2 separate regions of the Homo sapiens genome follow, and region 2 is linked to region 1. Evidence: chromatin loops called from intact Hi-C (ENCODE). Cell type or tissue: HCT116. All regions are shown on one strand.

What was found. Peaks named below come from ENCODE experiments on the same cell type or tissue, not always from the same donor. Only the 100,000 strongest peaks of a DNase experiment are listed, where the experiment ranks them.
Region 2: a loop joins it to region 1, with 3 times the contacts of the local background. A loop is called at or near these places in 2 of 110 quality-filtered maps.

What each region holds. Positions count from the first base shown.
Region 1 is chr6:150,330,972-150,338,971 of GRCh38, reverse strand. No RefSeq gene overlaps it. Among named protein-coding and RNA genes, the nearest start is that of IYD, 34 kb to the left of the region's middle. RefSeq lists a silencer at 3,505-3,799. In HCT116, a CTCF peak has its summit at 3,651 (motif pointing right); DNase peaks (open chromatin) are centred at 2,521 and 3,651.
Region 2 is chr6:150,021,816-150,029,815 of GRCh38, reverse strand. It overlaps RAET1L (retinoic acid early transcript 1L), which reads left to right and starts at 4,284. Exons shown (of 5, transcript NM_130900.3): 1 at 4,284-4,429; 2 at 7,573-7,836. The coding sequence starts at 4,345. In HCT116, no CTCF peak of the experiment used is centred here; a DNase peak (open chromatin) is centred at 4,185; H3K4me3 peaks cover 1,709 bases; H3K27ac peaks cover 1,711 bases.

The DNA.
Region 1 (8,000 bases):
GTTTCACTATGTTGGCCAGACTGGTCTTGAACTCTTGACCTCAAGTGATCTGCCCACCTCGGCCTCCCATGCTGAGATTACAGGCATGAGCCACCAAATGCGGCCTATTCTTATTTAAGTTTCATCCCACGTGCTCTACTGAAAGAATCAGAAATAGCTTACTGATCTATGTAAGTACAAAGACACAATAATATATTACACAAGGCAGGTGGCACAGATTTTTCCTGAAGTCATATGTACTTGCAGTCCCCCGACTAAGGCGAGTTGGAGCCCCTTGGTAAAAGCACTAGATTCTAAGTTTTCTCGTCTGCTAAAGCAAATTGAAAACCCCACAAAAAATAAACAAATTCATCTCTATCTAGTGTTAGGATTTTCAACATTGCTCACATTTTTGAAAATAAGTAAGTGGTACGTGTGTCACAAAACTCAAAAGGACAAAGAGCCAAAGTTTATCTCCCTTGTCACGTATTCCCTCACCAAAGACAACCACAGCCAGTGATTTTTGCCTATCTTTCCAGAGGTAGTCTATGCTTATAGAAGTGCAGAAATAAAAGGTCTCTCTTCCCCCACCTCCTTTCCTCTCTGTTATCTCGGTATGGTTGCATTTGCAAGAATCACATCCCAGTTAATCTGTAAATTTCACGCACCCGATTCTGCCTTCCCTGGGACTGGATCTACAGTCTAGGGGTCTCCCATGATGTGTATGGGGAGGGGTCCAGACAGAGGCCCAGATTGTCACGGGTCCTCCTGGGTCACTGCTGAAACATCCCTCATCCTGCCCCAATGGGACCACATGGTCTGCCAGGCTCAGTGGCTCTTTCTGATGCCCCTTAGCCATGTTGTGAGGCTGCCCAAGGCCCCAGCTGCCTGACCTTCCCGTGGGCCTTCCCCACTCCCACCTAAGCCCCCTGACCACCCTGGGTTCTCTAGGAAGAGTGGAGAGCAGGAACCCTCTCAGTGGGATCCTCTGCACCCACATCCACCCCTTTCCTCACCTTCCTCTTCCTTCCTCAGCCCCCAGGGAACTCTTTCAAGTTTAATGGAAGGAGACCTTCTAAACATTTTTCCTGAATTGGGAGTCCCTTGCATTCCCCTAACACATTTTATTTTATTTTATTTTATTTTATTTTTATTTTTATTTTTGAGACAGGGTCTCGCTCTCTCACCCAGGCTGGAGTGCAGTGGTGTGATCTCGGCTCACTGCAACCTCCAGCTCCTGGGCTCAAGTGATCCTCCCACCTGAGCCTCCGTAGTAGCCGGAACTACAAGCATGAGCCACAATGCCTGGCTTATTTTTGTATTTTTTGGCGGACAGGGTTTCACCATTTTGGCCAGGCTGGTCTCAAACTCCTGGACTCAAAGGCATCTGCCCACCTCGGCCTCCCAAAGTGCTGGGATTACAGGCGTGAGCCACTACACTAGGCACCCACTAACACTTTTTTTTATGAAAACCAAAGCCAGAGGAGCCTTGCAGTTCTTTTCTGCCTTGTCACATTCCTCTAAGCAGGAGATCTACTTACTTTCTGAGAGGAGCAGGGGAACAGAGCATGTTACCGATTCACTCCCGACACGGCCCTCAGAGCCCTGCATCTTCCAGGTCCTACCAGCTCACAGCCTGCGCCGCAGCCACACTGCTCTTTCACAGGCCCTTGTACTCACCGGGCTCCTCGTGCCACAGGGCCTTTCCTCATGCTGTTCCCACTACCTGCAGGACTCTTCTCCTCTTGTCTAGGAATTAACCCCTTTCAACCCAAGTGTCACTTTCTCAGGAGCCTTTCTGTGCCTATTTGTTCCTTTTAAAAATATTATACGGCACAGCTACCTCTCCTAGTAGCCATGGTCCCAGCTGACACTATTCATGTTCTTGCCTCCATCTAGGCTGAAGCTCCATAAACACAGACTCTCTGGCTTTGGTATCATTCTTGCCTAGGTGAGTACCTGCACTCAAATGAATGCTGAGCTGAATGAATGAATAGATTTAGGCACTCGATAAATAAATGCTGAATGAATGAATGAATGAATGAGTGAACGAATGTGCTCCACTGCCTCCTTTTTCCTTACCTCTCTGTTCTTCTCTCTGTGAGCCCATCTGATTTAGATTTTATATCTATTATCTATGAATGAAATATATGTTTTCTCCTGGGCATTAAAATAATCTTCCACATTACATCTCTTTAAACCTGCCATCTTAGCCACTCAGGGAAGTAGCTATTCAGGGACTTCTTGCTAAATTTTTGACTTGTTATTTGGTTCATTTGTGGTTATTGTAATTAGTCCCTTTCAAATCATTTTCATCTTTTCTTTTTACTAAACCTTTGTTTTAAATATGAACCAGGCATTTCCGCCAGATATTTTGAATACTTTTTGACCTCACATTAGCCTGCAGTCTTATGGTCATGGGAATGAGAGATCTGAATTGCACGCAGTTTGCAGCTAAAGGAAACCACCTTTTGAGTTGAGTCTGGCAGATCTCGCAGTTAAACACAATGAACAGCCTGCTTTGTTTAATGACTGGCAGGCTTGTGAGTCACACTAGAGTAATTAACTGGCTCACTCACCCAGCTGATGAGCACCTTGTCAATGTGGTATCCACTTGCCAGAAATTTCTTTAGTTCTCCAACCAGACGATCCATAAATGTCAACACTCTTCAGAAACCAAAATTATATCACTGAACTGGGGTTGAGGAGACCTTTGGCGAACTTCTAGAAGTCCTGTTAGGCAGGATGTTTAGAGATGGTGGCTCCACAATTTCTATAGGAGAGAGTTAGGAGCAGCAATTGGTTGGAAGACAGGACTTAAAGTTGCTTTGGAGTGGAAAATGTCAAAATGTAATCTCATATAATGGGAAAACCAATTGATGAAGATCATGGCTGAAGACTGAAGGTTCCCATTCCCGATCTCTTGACACCAACAAGTATTTGAGTTCTTGTTATCACTATTTACACCTAATAACAAACTGCTAATTTTTCCTATTTTATTTTTCCTTCTGGAATAATAGTAACTTTTAATAATGGTGTTGCTACTTTAAGCCTTTGGAATTAATCTGCTTAACTCACTTTGCACCATGCCTAGTAGGAAAAAAAGGCTACTTAATAAATACGTCTTGATCATAAAACTATACAGCACTTGATAGATGGGATAGCCATATATAATGCCTTCATATATTTGGAACAAAATATCTTACTTTTGTGCTATTTAAGATTTAGTGCTTTCAAAAATAGTTGGTTTTGCTTTTGTTGTTGTTGTTGTTTTACTGTTTGTATTTTATTAATTTTTCTCTTTCTTCCCCTCTCCTCTCCTCACCTTTCTTCTCTCTCTTCCTCTCTTTCTTTCTCTCTCTGTCTCTCTGGTTGTCTTGGTCTAACAAAACATGGCTGGAAAAAACACTTAAAAGATCCTTTCCTCTTTAGAAATCAACTCATGAAAACCACCTAAGCGAAAAGGTAATATTTTTCAGTTTCAAAAAACAGCCAGACAAAATGTACTGAGAAGTTTCCAGGGCTCCAAAGTACAAAAGATGTCCCATTCAACAGTTAGGCTGTCATTCTCTGAGACGTTTGGTAACATTTCAAGATACATTTAGATCTGCAAATTCATTTTCCAAGAGGATTCACCCAAGAACTGACCTTGCAACTCAGATAAATGGCCACAAGGTGGGGTGAGAGGTACAAACAGGACCAATTGAAGCTGCTGCAAAGTTTCCATGAAATGTTGAATTAATACATTTTATTTTTCCATGACACAATTACCTATTAGACAATAGATCCTACATGGTCCTATTAGATTCTATCTAAACAACCACACTGTATTCTGAAGATTTGCATAAAGGAAGATTAACATGAACCGTAGAAGTATGGCTATTTGTGCACCTACCTTCCCTGACAGATAGGAAACCCCTGAGGCAGGACTATCTCTTCTCATCCTTGTGTTCCTATGGATTGATGGCAGTATAGGAATGGAACCTACCTGCCCTAAAAGGTGTTTGGCAAATGCTCGTGGAATTGAGGTCTTGGTCACCAAGAGGAACCACAGTGTAGCCATCAAATCCTGACATGATCACACCTTTCCCCTCTAATTTCTCTCCTGGGTTTTTCTCTTTGGGGCTGTGTCTTTCCCGACCGACTAGTCAGGTGCTCCCCCAGGCCTTGGCTGTGGGATCCCTGGCTACCGTGAAGAGTGAAAACAATATGAACGTGGCAGTCAGAAGACCTGGAGTAGAGGCCTGCCTGGCAGGACTTTGGTTAAGTGGGTGCAGCTCAAGGACAGAGACTGTGCTGTGCCCCTTTGGCTTTCAATGTGAAAATCCCCCTACAACCAGACACACAGAAAAAAAATCACCATAATAAATACAAGAAGGCCATAGACTGAGACTGGCTGCGTTACTATGACTGGTAAAGTGAGGGCATTGATTAAGACAGAATAGAATCCTGTCCGTTGGATCAGAGATGTGTGGGAAGACCCTGATGAAGCTGGGGACACTGAGACCCTAAATTCTGATGAGTCTTTTCTGCCAGTGAAAGAGACCTCGCAACCATCAGCAAAAGTGGCCTTTGCAAGCCCCAGCAGAAGCGCTGTCCCCAACCCGGGAGATGTGGCCTTCCTACCCAGCAGTGATACCAGCCTTTCTACATCCCTACGAGGGGTTTCACCTTGCATGGCCAGAGGAAATGTGAATGGCCTCCCCTGAGGCAGTTGCCATGCAAGGCAATGCTGATTCTCCTCAGAACCCGCCCCCCTCACCCCTGTTTGCTTCTAGACCTATGACCAGACTCAAGTTCCAGCAGGTTCCTAAAGGTGAGGGTCGACGTGTGGCTTGTGAGGAGCGCACTACACTGCAAAAAACTACTTTATGTTTCCAATTTATACAGACAGAAACCCAGGGAGAGTGTGCAGGGAGGGATATCAAGGGTATGGGATAATGGTAGAAGGAACATCAAGTTGGATCCGGCCAACTGTATTGGTGTGGGCCCACCAAACAGAGATTCTGCGTGCAGTGTTGCACACAGGGAGAGGGAAAGGGCTCTAACAGTTTGCTGGGTTGATTGACTGAAATGTGGGTCAAAAAATGGCCCGCCATGAGCAAACTGAAAATGTCCCATCTCCCTTGATTTAAGGTAGGGGATGGGATTCCAGGGTTTAGGAAGATTGGAATGTCAGAGTGGATTTGCCATTAAAGACCTGCTCACCTCCACTGGGAGGAGCCAGAAGACATACCTGTGGCAAATGCTTTAAAAAATAAACCGGTGATGACAGTCCTTGGAGTGTCCCTGAAGAGTGCTGGGACTGGTCTTCTCTGTAGATCAGAACTTACAGTGGGACCCCAGTCACACAATTTGAAGATCTCAAGGCAATGAGAGTAATTGGATCTCAGGATGGCAGAAGCCAAATGGCAACACTCAATCACCAAAGGCAAGGTGGGCGTGGCCACCGCAACAGGCAGTGCAGGCAAAGCCAGTAATCAGAGTAGCCTGACTCATGCACCCTATCAATTCGCACACACTATCAACTCGCACGCATTATCAACTCGTGCACACTATCAACTCGCGCACAATATCAAATTGTGCACACTATCAACTTGCACACTATCAACTCAATCAACTCGCGCACTAGCAACTCATGCACACACTATCAACTTGCACACTGTTAACTCGTGCACACACTATCAACCTGCAACTATCAACTCGTGCACACTATCAACTTGCACACAATACCAACTCGTGCACACTATCAACTTGCATACTATCAACTCAATCAACTCGTGCACTAGCAACTCATGCACACACTATCAACTCACATGCTATCAACTGACACACTATCAACTCACACACTGTCAACTCGTGCACACACTATCACGTGCACACTATCAACTCGTGCACACTATCAACTCACCCACTATCACCTGGCACAAACTATCAACTCATACACACTATCAACTCACGCACTATCAACTCGCGCACACTATCAACTCACACACACTATCAACTTGTACACACGATCAACTCTTACACACTATTGACTCACACACACTATCAACTCGTGCACACAATTGACTAGTGCATGCTATCAACTGGCACACTATCGACTCACACACACTATCAACTGTTACACATTCACCTCATGCACACTATCGACTCATGCACACTATCAACTGGCACACACTATCAACTCCCGCACACTATCTACTGGCGCACGCTATCAACTCGTGCACGCTATCAACTTGCACACTGTCAACTGGCACACTATTGACTCACGCACACTATTGACTCGTGCACACTAGCACACTATTGGCACTGGCTAGTTGTGGTGCTCCTAGAATTAAAATAGATAGGATGCCTACTAAATTCTGACTTGATTTGTATAGGCAGAAAAGTTTCAGGTCAAGTGAACAAAAGTCTAACTTTAATTATAAAGAGAATCATAGCCTCTCAGTCAATTCCCAGATTTCAGCCAGTTTCTGTAAACCCAGAACCTCTTGAATGAAAGGAAGGCAGGGTCCCCTCAAGGAAGGACCCTGGTATACACCCAAAATGTCACTGTGGTTTCCCCACTCAGAGTATGGGCTTACGGAAGTCAGGGCATCAGTGGAGTCTTAGATTAGGTCCATCTCATAGTGGGGCCAGTGGTTCTTTGAACTTACCCTGTGTTTATTTCCCCATTTCTAGATACATCACTGGACCAGGCAGCAGCTGGCAGAATCACCACATTGGTTCCCTGACCTGTGGAATGAGGGCTTTTTTTTTTTTTGAGATGCCCAGGCTGGAGTGCAGTAGCGTGATTTCGGCTCACTGCAACCTCCACCTCAAGAGTTCAAGTGATTCTCCTGCCTCAGCCTCCCAAATAGCTGGGATTACAGGCACCCCCCACCATGTCCAGCTAAGTTTTTTATTTTTAGTAGAGATGGGGTTTCACCATGTTGGCCAGGCTGATCTTAAACCTTGAACTCCTGACCTCAGGTGATCCACCTGCCTCAGCCTCCCAAAATGTTGGGATTACAGGCATGAGCCACTGAGCCTGGCCAGAATGAGGGCTTTTATGGTAATAAAGGCAAATGGAAGCCGTTAGAACTGTCCTTACCTAGGAAAATGGTAAACCAAAAGCAATACTACAGTCCTGGAGGAAAAGCAGAGATTATTGCCACCATCAATGACTTGAAAGATGCAAAGGTAGTGATTCCCACCATGTCCCCATTTAACTGCTCTAATTGGCCCGTGTAGAAGACAGATGGAGCTTCTAGAATAACAGTAGGATAACATAAGAACCAATGGTGGCTTCAATTGCAGCTGCTGTACCAGATGTGGTTTTATGGCTTGAGCAAATTAACATATCCCTGGTACATGGTATGCAGCTACTGATTTGGCAAATGCCCTTTCTTCCATCCCTGTCCATAAGGCCCACCAGTATCAGTTTGCTTTCAGCTGGCAAGGCCAGCAATGCACCTTTACTCTCCTACTTCAGGACATATCAACTCTCCAGCCCTATTTTATCATTTAGTTCACAGGAATCCTGATTACCTTTCCCTTCAACAGGATATCACACTGGTCCATTACATGATGACATTATGCTGATTGAACCTAGTGAGTGAGAAGTAGCAACTACTCTAGACTTACTGGTAAGACATTTGCATGTCAGAGCGTAGGAAATAAATCTGACTAAAATCCGGGGGCCTTCTTTCTTAATGAAATTGCTAGGGGTGCAGTGGTGTGGGACATATCCCCTCTAAGGTGAAAGATAAGTTGTTGTATCTGGCCCCTCCTACAACCAAGAAAAAGGCACAATGCCTGGTAGGCAAATTTGGATTTGAGAGCCAACATATTCCACATTTGGGTGTGTTACTCCAACCCATTAACAAGTGACCCTAAAGGCTGCTGGTTTTGAGTGGGGTCCAGAACAGGAGAAGGCCCTGCAACAGGTCCAGGCTGCCATGCAACCTGCTCTGCCACTTGTGCCATATGATCCAGCAGATAAAATGATGCTTGAGGTGTCGATGGCACACAGGGAT
Region 2 (8,000 bases), 310 kb after region 1:
AAGTGGAGAGGTCGCGGATTGTCAAGGGAGTATCCTCTGGTCCTTTTGTTGCTTGGGCACAGAGAGGTGGGGCTCCTTTTGATTCACTTCTAAGAAGTCAGAGCAAATCACCCTTAGGTTCCCTACATCCAGACCCTATTCGCCTGCCTCACTGAAGCCTCCTTCAATGGATTTGGGGGTGAGGTGGGCCTATGGGGTGACGAAAGGTGACAAGGTTGGGTAGAGAGGGAGTAAAAGGATGTGACTTGGGTGGTGGCAGTGAACGGTGAGGGGAGGGGTGGGAAGTGTCTGCTGATCTCCTGGATGCAGGTAAGTGTCTGCAGCAAAGTGCAGGGGGAAGTTCAAGGGCAGGGAGCCCTGGGGGTGCTGGAGAGTTTGTGAGGTGGAGAGTGGATGAGAGCAGAGCAGGCCTGTGGCTGCTGAGGGCGGGGGTCTGGGGTTGACTCCCTGCGGAACCATCCACTTTCCCATACCCCTAGCCACACAAGGTCCCCCGCCTCCCGCACCAGACATGACCAGGGAAGAGTAACCTTGGTTTACAGATGCTCTCCGGCCCCAGCTGTATAGAATCTGCCAGAAAACATTTCATCCCTCCTCACCTCCCTCTTCCCCACCACTCCAGACTACAGCTTCCTGCTGCTGGCCAGGGCTCCCAGTTCCCAAGGGCAGGTGAGGCTGGAGAGGGGGCGCTTTGCCATCATCTCGCCCTCTCCAGCCCTCTCACTGCTCTCCTCCTGCCATTACTCCTTCGAGGACCAACACAGTGATGGTGGCCACTGCTGCTGGGAACCTGGAGCCAGGAGGAGGACAGCCCAGGAGGAAGCACAGTGGCAATGCTGAGTCTCGACCACGTCCCCCAGGCTTTTACAGGGCTAGGTTCGGCAGGTTCCCAACCACCAGCTGGAGCCAGTCCACGCCCCACCCACCTGCTCTTTCTCCAGATCCAGAGGAATCGCTCTGACCCTTTTTTTGTATCTGCCCCTCACCCCTTCTTTTCTCCTTCCCTTCCCTCCTGACCCTTCCTTTTCCCATTTCCATTCCTGATTTCAGGCTCGTTCCTTTAAACAAAGTTTAAAGGGCAAGGTTTTCCTGCCCCAACCACTCACAATTGTACCCTCTGGGTTCAATCAAAGGGGCTAAAGAGAGCAGCTTGCTGTCCTTCTTCAATAATGTTTTCTAGATTTTATCCTGCTGGGGCCCAGACCAGCTGCAAACCAAAGTTATTCTTCCTTGGAAAATCTTTGTGGCCGCCCAGGCAGGCATTCACATTTCCAAATTGTGCCAGCAGTGAGGTCTCCAACCACGATATCCTCACCTTCAGGCCTCTGGGGGTTACAACCTCCACTCCAGCTCCACTTCTGCACCTGGGGTTTTCCCCTGAGCCCCATTCACTCCCACAACTGTCTCATTCATTCAGTCATTTGCTCAGCCTCCAGCCACCCTTAAATCATGTTAGGCTTACCTGGTGATGGAGAGTAAAACCACCGTCCTCTCTGGGTCCAGTCTTTGCCTTCATTTACACCCATTCAAAGAGCCCCCAGGGCCATGAAGAGGCCATGGCATGATCGCAGGGCTCCAGCTGTCATCTGGTTGGGTCTGGCCTTTGCTGATGTTATGGAAGGCAGGGCTCACATGTGAAATAGGAAACCTTCCCTGAGTCCTTAGCATGTGCAAGGACAGGGTTCCTGGCATAAACTGCTCATTTCCTCTGTGTTCATAGTATTAATTTCCACATGTGGACATCCATGCCCAGAAAGGTGAAGAAACTTGCACAAGAATATTCAGCCACAATGCCAGCTGACTTCCATGTCTGAATGCATGCTCTCTAGATCACGGCCATTATAATCACCTTTCAGCCACGTCTATCCCCATCCTGGGCTGGCCTGAATCTGGTGGCCGAGAGTCTGCAGCAGGTGTGAGGCAGGAGGGCCCAGGTGTGCACAGAGTCCCCTCCTACTGTCACCTGGCTGTGCTGCCTGGGACTCTTCTGCCAGGCTTCTGCCTTCCTCCTGTTCCCCCAGTCCCCCGGTCACTGGCCCAGGTCACCCAGCCTCAGGGGTGGGGGCTGCCAGGGCCTTCCCAGTACCCTCCTTTCAAACGCTCCTGTTCCCAGCCCTATGCATGGGAGGCACTTCTCACACACAGATCCCTGGACCTGCCAAGCTCTGCCCCTCTCAGATCTGAGAACTGCCCACCCCCGTGTGTCTGTTGTCCTCCAGACCACCCTCCACATGGCCCCTCCTGGACAGAGGCTCTAGTGCATCAGGCCAGAAACTTCTAGGCTCCTGTGTCCCTGCACAGTCACAGAGGGGCTGCTATCCCATCCCCCTGTGCAGAAGCAGAGACAGTCCCTGGGCTTGGTCTAGGCCTCCTCCCCTTTCCCGCAGCCTCAGGGCTCTGGGGATTGCTGGTCACCAGGTGTGCATCCTCCCCACATGACAACTGTGTGGAGAAGAAGGTCTGTGTCTATTTTACTCATTTAATAGGGAGAAGGCTGAGTGGCTGGGGGCAGTGTGGGACTCAGGGGCTCTGCCCATTCCTTATCCCAACAGCCAGGGATCGCTGGGCCCCCCACCTCCCTCTGCCTTCTGCCCACAGGTCTAGATGCCTTCATGGTGACTAAGACAAGGGGGCACTTGGGGTTGCCCCTTTGATAATGAGTCCAGTGACCATCTAGGGGCTGAGCAGAGGTGTGGGTGCAGCCATGGATTCAGGTGTGGTTGGCCACGGATTGGTGTGCTGGAAAGTGAACCCCACACGTGTGTAGACTCCTCCCTCGGCTCCTGCTCTTCGTGGAAACACAATTGATTACATGATTGAGCAAGTTGTTCACTAGGTCTTTTTAGGAAGGGATGTAGTATATTCTCAAAGACCTCATGCTTCTAGCAGAGAGGCAAAGAAATGTGTGAGCAATTGTCACACAGGGAGATCTGGATGCACCCACTGTGAACCCAGGTCTCAGGGAGCAGGAGGGTGTTCTGTATTGTGGGAACATGCAGGACACACATGGGAGGGGGTATTTGTGCCCGGCTTTGAAGGATGGCTGGCTCTTTGCCCAGGGGGAAGAGGCCAGCAGAATGCGCTGACAGTTGGGAACCACTAGGAACTTTCAGTTGAACCTGCTCTGCTGAGCCCCCTGTGCCATCGGTGGACCTGGGCCAGGGCGGCTGCTGAACTGGGAGCTCAGAGGTAATCTCTCTGAGGAGCTTTCTAAATCAGCAAGCGTGTCACAGGTTGAGATTCTAGGGATGAGGTCCTCAATGCTGTCCTCGATTTTAATGAGCAGCCTTTTGGCCAGTCTGCACTGGGTGAAGCAGAAGCAAGACATAAATTGTTAAGATAATTTTTAAAGCTGCTTAATTTTGGTAAAAACATAGAACATAGAATTTACCATCTTCACCAATTGTTTACTATACAATATGTTGTTTTGAACCTCTGAAACCCTACCTGCTGTTTCTGTAATAAAACCTAGCCCAGGCCGGGCACGCTGACTCATGCCTGTAATCCCAGCACTTTGGGAGGCCGAGGTGGGTGGATCACCTGAGGAAAGGAGTTTGAGACCAGCCTGGCCAACAAGGTGAAACCCCATCTCTACCAAAACTACAAACAATTCGCCGGGCTTGGTGGTGGGCACCCGTAATCCCAGCTACTCCAGAAGCTGAGGCAAGAGAATCGCTTGAACCCAGGAGACAAGGCTGCGGCGAGCCGACATCGGGCCGTTGCACTCCAGCCTGTGCAATAAGAGAGAAACCCCATCTCCAAATACATAAATAGATAAAGAAATAAAAAATAAAACCCAGCCCGGACTGTAACCACGCCCACCGGGGACTGGGGAAGTAGTGGAGGGGACGCGAACAGGCCCATGGCTGTGCCCAGGGCGGGGTGAGCCAGGGACCCCGCGGCGCAAGCGGAAGGAGGGAGAGTGCCGCGGACCCAGGCGGGGACAAGGAGACGCCGAGGCCGCTGAATATTCCTCTGCACGTTTCTTCACCATTAATAAAAAATGCTATAATGATTAAATGAGTCTGTCGTGGAAGGAATCGTGTCCTGGCAGGAGTGGGGCCCGGGCACGAGGCCACCAAGCTGCCGGAGCGGGTGAAGAAGGGAAGGGACACTAGCATGGAAACTGGATTTCGTCCAGACAATGAAACGAAGAGGTGGAACGCGCCCAGTGACTACGCCCAGTAGCATTAAAATCTGGCTTTTCAGAATCGAGGTGACTCATTCCCCGGTACATTCCCCAGTAACTAACAGTATATAAGCCAGCCTTTCAGCACAGAGGTGATTTCATCTTCCAGGATCCACCTTGATTAAATCTCTTGTCCCCAGCCCTCCTGGTCCCCAATGGCAGCAGCCGCCATCCCAGCTTTGCTTCTGTGCCTCCCGCTTCTGTTCCTGCTGTTCGGCTGGTCCCGGGCTAGGCGAGACGGTGAGCTGGTGGATGGAGCCTAAGCGGGGCGGGGGCCAAACCTGAGGGACTGTGGACTGCAGCGGGTTTCAGAGGAGGGAAGGCTTCTGGAAGGACAAGGGAGATCTCCCCGAACTGCGCCCCCAGCTCAGTTCCCCTCCTGGGCTCCTTCCCGCCGGGTCCACTCCCCAAGGCTGTTCTTGCCCCAGTAGGGGCGAAAAAGAGCAGGGTGAAAACGAGGCTGGCAGGAGGGTGGAGGGGCCAGAGGGCTGCGAGGGCTAGGTGGGGCCCGGATTCCTAGTGCAGCCCGGCAGTCCCACCCGCCTTTCGGAAGGAGAAACCAGAGCCCCCCCGGGAACAGAGCTGGGGTCAGGACTGGGTGAAGGGGGGTACCACAGGGATACAATCACAGACGCCCCCACCAGCCACAAGCCTGCTCTGCTCTCACCTGCTCTCTACCACACAAACCCTCCAGCACCCCCAGGACTCCCTGCCTTTGTTTTCCCCGCACTTTTCCTGTAGACACTCACCTGCACCCAGGGGCTCAGCAGATACCCGCCACCCCTCCCCTCACCATCCACTGCCACCACCCAGGTCACATCCTCTTACTGCCCACCTCAGCCCAGCTGGTCACCCCTGAGGTCTCCCCATCCATGAAGGGTACCTCACCACCTCCTACACCACGTCGCACCTTCTGCCTCTTGCCTGAGGACACACCCCAACAAACACACCCCAAGCTCCCCTCAGAACCTGTGCAGGGGGGATGGGAAGCACCATTTCCTCCAGGATGACCCTGGGAACTCTGGTGAGTAGAGGCACCCACTTCTGCCCTTGGGGCCCAGACCGCCTGTTCTTCCTACGGGGGTGTCAGCGTCATAGAGAATAGTCACTGTGTAGACAGGGGTCAGCAAACCCTTTCTAGAAAGGGAGGAAGGATGCCCTGTGATCTTTGCAGGCCATGGGTTCTCCGTCTCTGTGTCCAGTCCTGTCCCTTTGTAGAGCAACAGCAGGCAATGGCAACCTTCAAAGAGGGGGGACCAGATTTGGACCCTGTCCTAGGTTGCTGATCCCAGATCAGGGGATTACAGTGTCCCAGTGCCCCATCCCCTAGGGTGTCATCTCCAAGTGATGTCTCTGATGTCAGTTGGAAAGTAGAAGGTGGCCCTACCTTGCCTGTGGCTTCTGGGTGGTGTGGATGTGATGGGAGTGGGGGTCCCATAGTTGGGGGCTTATTCTCCCCTCCTTTGTGCTGAGTGGCATCCATGGGGACCATCAGGTACCCTCCCTGAAGCCTCAGGTGTGAGCTGAGGGTGAGTGGGTGCAGCCACGTGGTGTCCTGGGGATCAGGTCCAACTGCTTGTGCAACTTCTTGGTTCCCGGTGGCCCTGCTCCTGCCCATCCCAGAAGAACCACCTGCATCTTCTCACTGCTGGGCCTATCTTCCTAATGACCTAGAGGGCGAGGAGCCCACCAGTAATGGGCAGCTCTGAGGCCTTCAGGAATAGGCATCCCTAAGCTTCATTCCATTCTGGTGCCTTGTCATGGGGCCTTCTTTATATGCATGGCAAAAGGCCCCATCTCTGCCAAGGTGCAGTACTCTACAGGAGCCACTGCTTAATGTTGCGATTTCCTTGCTGTGAGTGGCATTGCCTTGTCTCTGAATATTCACATGGAATCTCTGTTGTGATTCTCCAATTAGACATTGTGACCACATGTACCTCTAGGATCTTAGGGGGTCTTGGGTCATTGGGCACTTAAGGTAGGTCCAGCCTCGCTCATCATTCATGGATTGTCTATGGCTGCTTTTGAGCTTCAACAGCAGAGTTGAGTAGTTACAATGGAGAATATATTCCCTGAACACCTTTACATGTTTACAAAATTGCCCTTCACAGCAAACTCTATTGGCCATAAATATCTCTGGAGAAGGCCACAAGGACTCACTGTCCTGGCTGCAGGGTTAAAGGGTCCTTCCTCACTAGAAACTGGTGTCTTCTTATAGTCATGGGTTCAGGGTCTGAGAAGTGGCTTCATTCTGCAAATTAGGCAAAGCAGCCTCGTTCTTGATGGACTGGCTACTTTCAGCCTCCTGATTTGGTTTATCTCTGTTTCTTGTAATTATTTAAATCCAGCAGTATCCGGGGTGGGTTTCCATCTCTTTTGGACTTTGGACCCCTTTGTTCTATGAGCCATGGGCATAACTTTGTATAACTGAGGTCCCCAGCTGGCATTGTGACTTCTCTAATCATTTCCATCATTGCACCCTCCTTGCTCCTGACAGTTGACAGCCTCCACCTGGAATTTGGAATTTCAGAATTGTTCATCCCATTACTCTGGGAGCAGATTTCAGGAACAGCATCTCCTACCCCCAACCCTGGCCTTCAGCAATAGGCATCCCTAAGCTTCATTCCATTCTGGTGCCTTCTCATGGGGCCTTCTTTATATGCTGGGTAAACAGGAGTCCTCCAGGTTTCCCATAAGCACAGTGGATGGACATTGTTCTGGATTTTCACACTTAGACCCCTCTGGCATGGGCACTTCTCTGAGCCTGTGATCTCTCCCTCCACTACCTGCCTTAGACTTTCAGATTTTCCATTTCTTGCTGTGTGGACCATCTCTTTGTCCAAGGTTTCAGGAAGGCCTCCTCATAGCAGATGCATGCCATCACCAGGGGCTTTGCCAACATGTTACATCCTGTGACCATGATAATTAACTCTTCTTTATCCAACGGGGTTCCATCCTCACTCTGTTCAACCAGCACCAGCATCCACAGGGGTGGACCCACACCCTCTCCCACCTCCCGCAGTCCACGTGGGCTACTGCTGAAGATCCTCTGCCATCCAGGCCCTTCCTCCTCTCTTGCTAGAGAGGCCTGGCACCTTTCTAGCAAGGTCATGTGTTGACTGATGTGGGCAGAGGGGCAGTGGGACATGTCTGGGGACATGTGGTTTCTCAGCAGACAGAGACTTCCTCCTCCTCCTCCTCCTTGTCCTCATGCAAGGGGCGAGCACTCGCCTTAAACTTGTAGACACCACAGTTCTGGAGGGGGCACTCCTTCCTGGGCCAGCCCAGCCTGCCAGAGGCATCCTCTTATTGACACAGCGTGGAGGGGGGCTAACTAGGGGTCTTTTCCTCCCCACCCACCCCTCACCTGCCTTTCTCCACAGACCCTCACTCTCTTTGCTATGACATCACCGTCATCCCTAAGTTCAGACCTGGACCACGGTGGTGTGCGGTTCAAGGCCAGGTGGATGAAAAGACTTTTCTTCACTATGACTGTGGCAACAAGACAGTCACACCCGTCAGTCCCCTGGGGAAGAAACTAAATGTCACAATGGCCTGGAAAGCACAGAACCCAGTACTGAGAGAGGTGGTGGACATACTTACAGAGCAACTGCTTGACATTCAGCTGGAGAATTACACACCCAAGGGTAAGTTTCAGATGGCCCAGGACAGCAGGGAGCAGATACAGTGGTAGGTTAGAGGCATTTATAGTTTTCATGTAAAAATACAAAAGGGTCCTGGGCACGGTGGCTCACGCCTGTAGTCCCAGCACTTTGTGAGGTAGAGGTGGGCCGATCACAAGGTCAGGAAT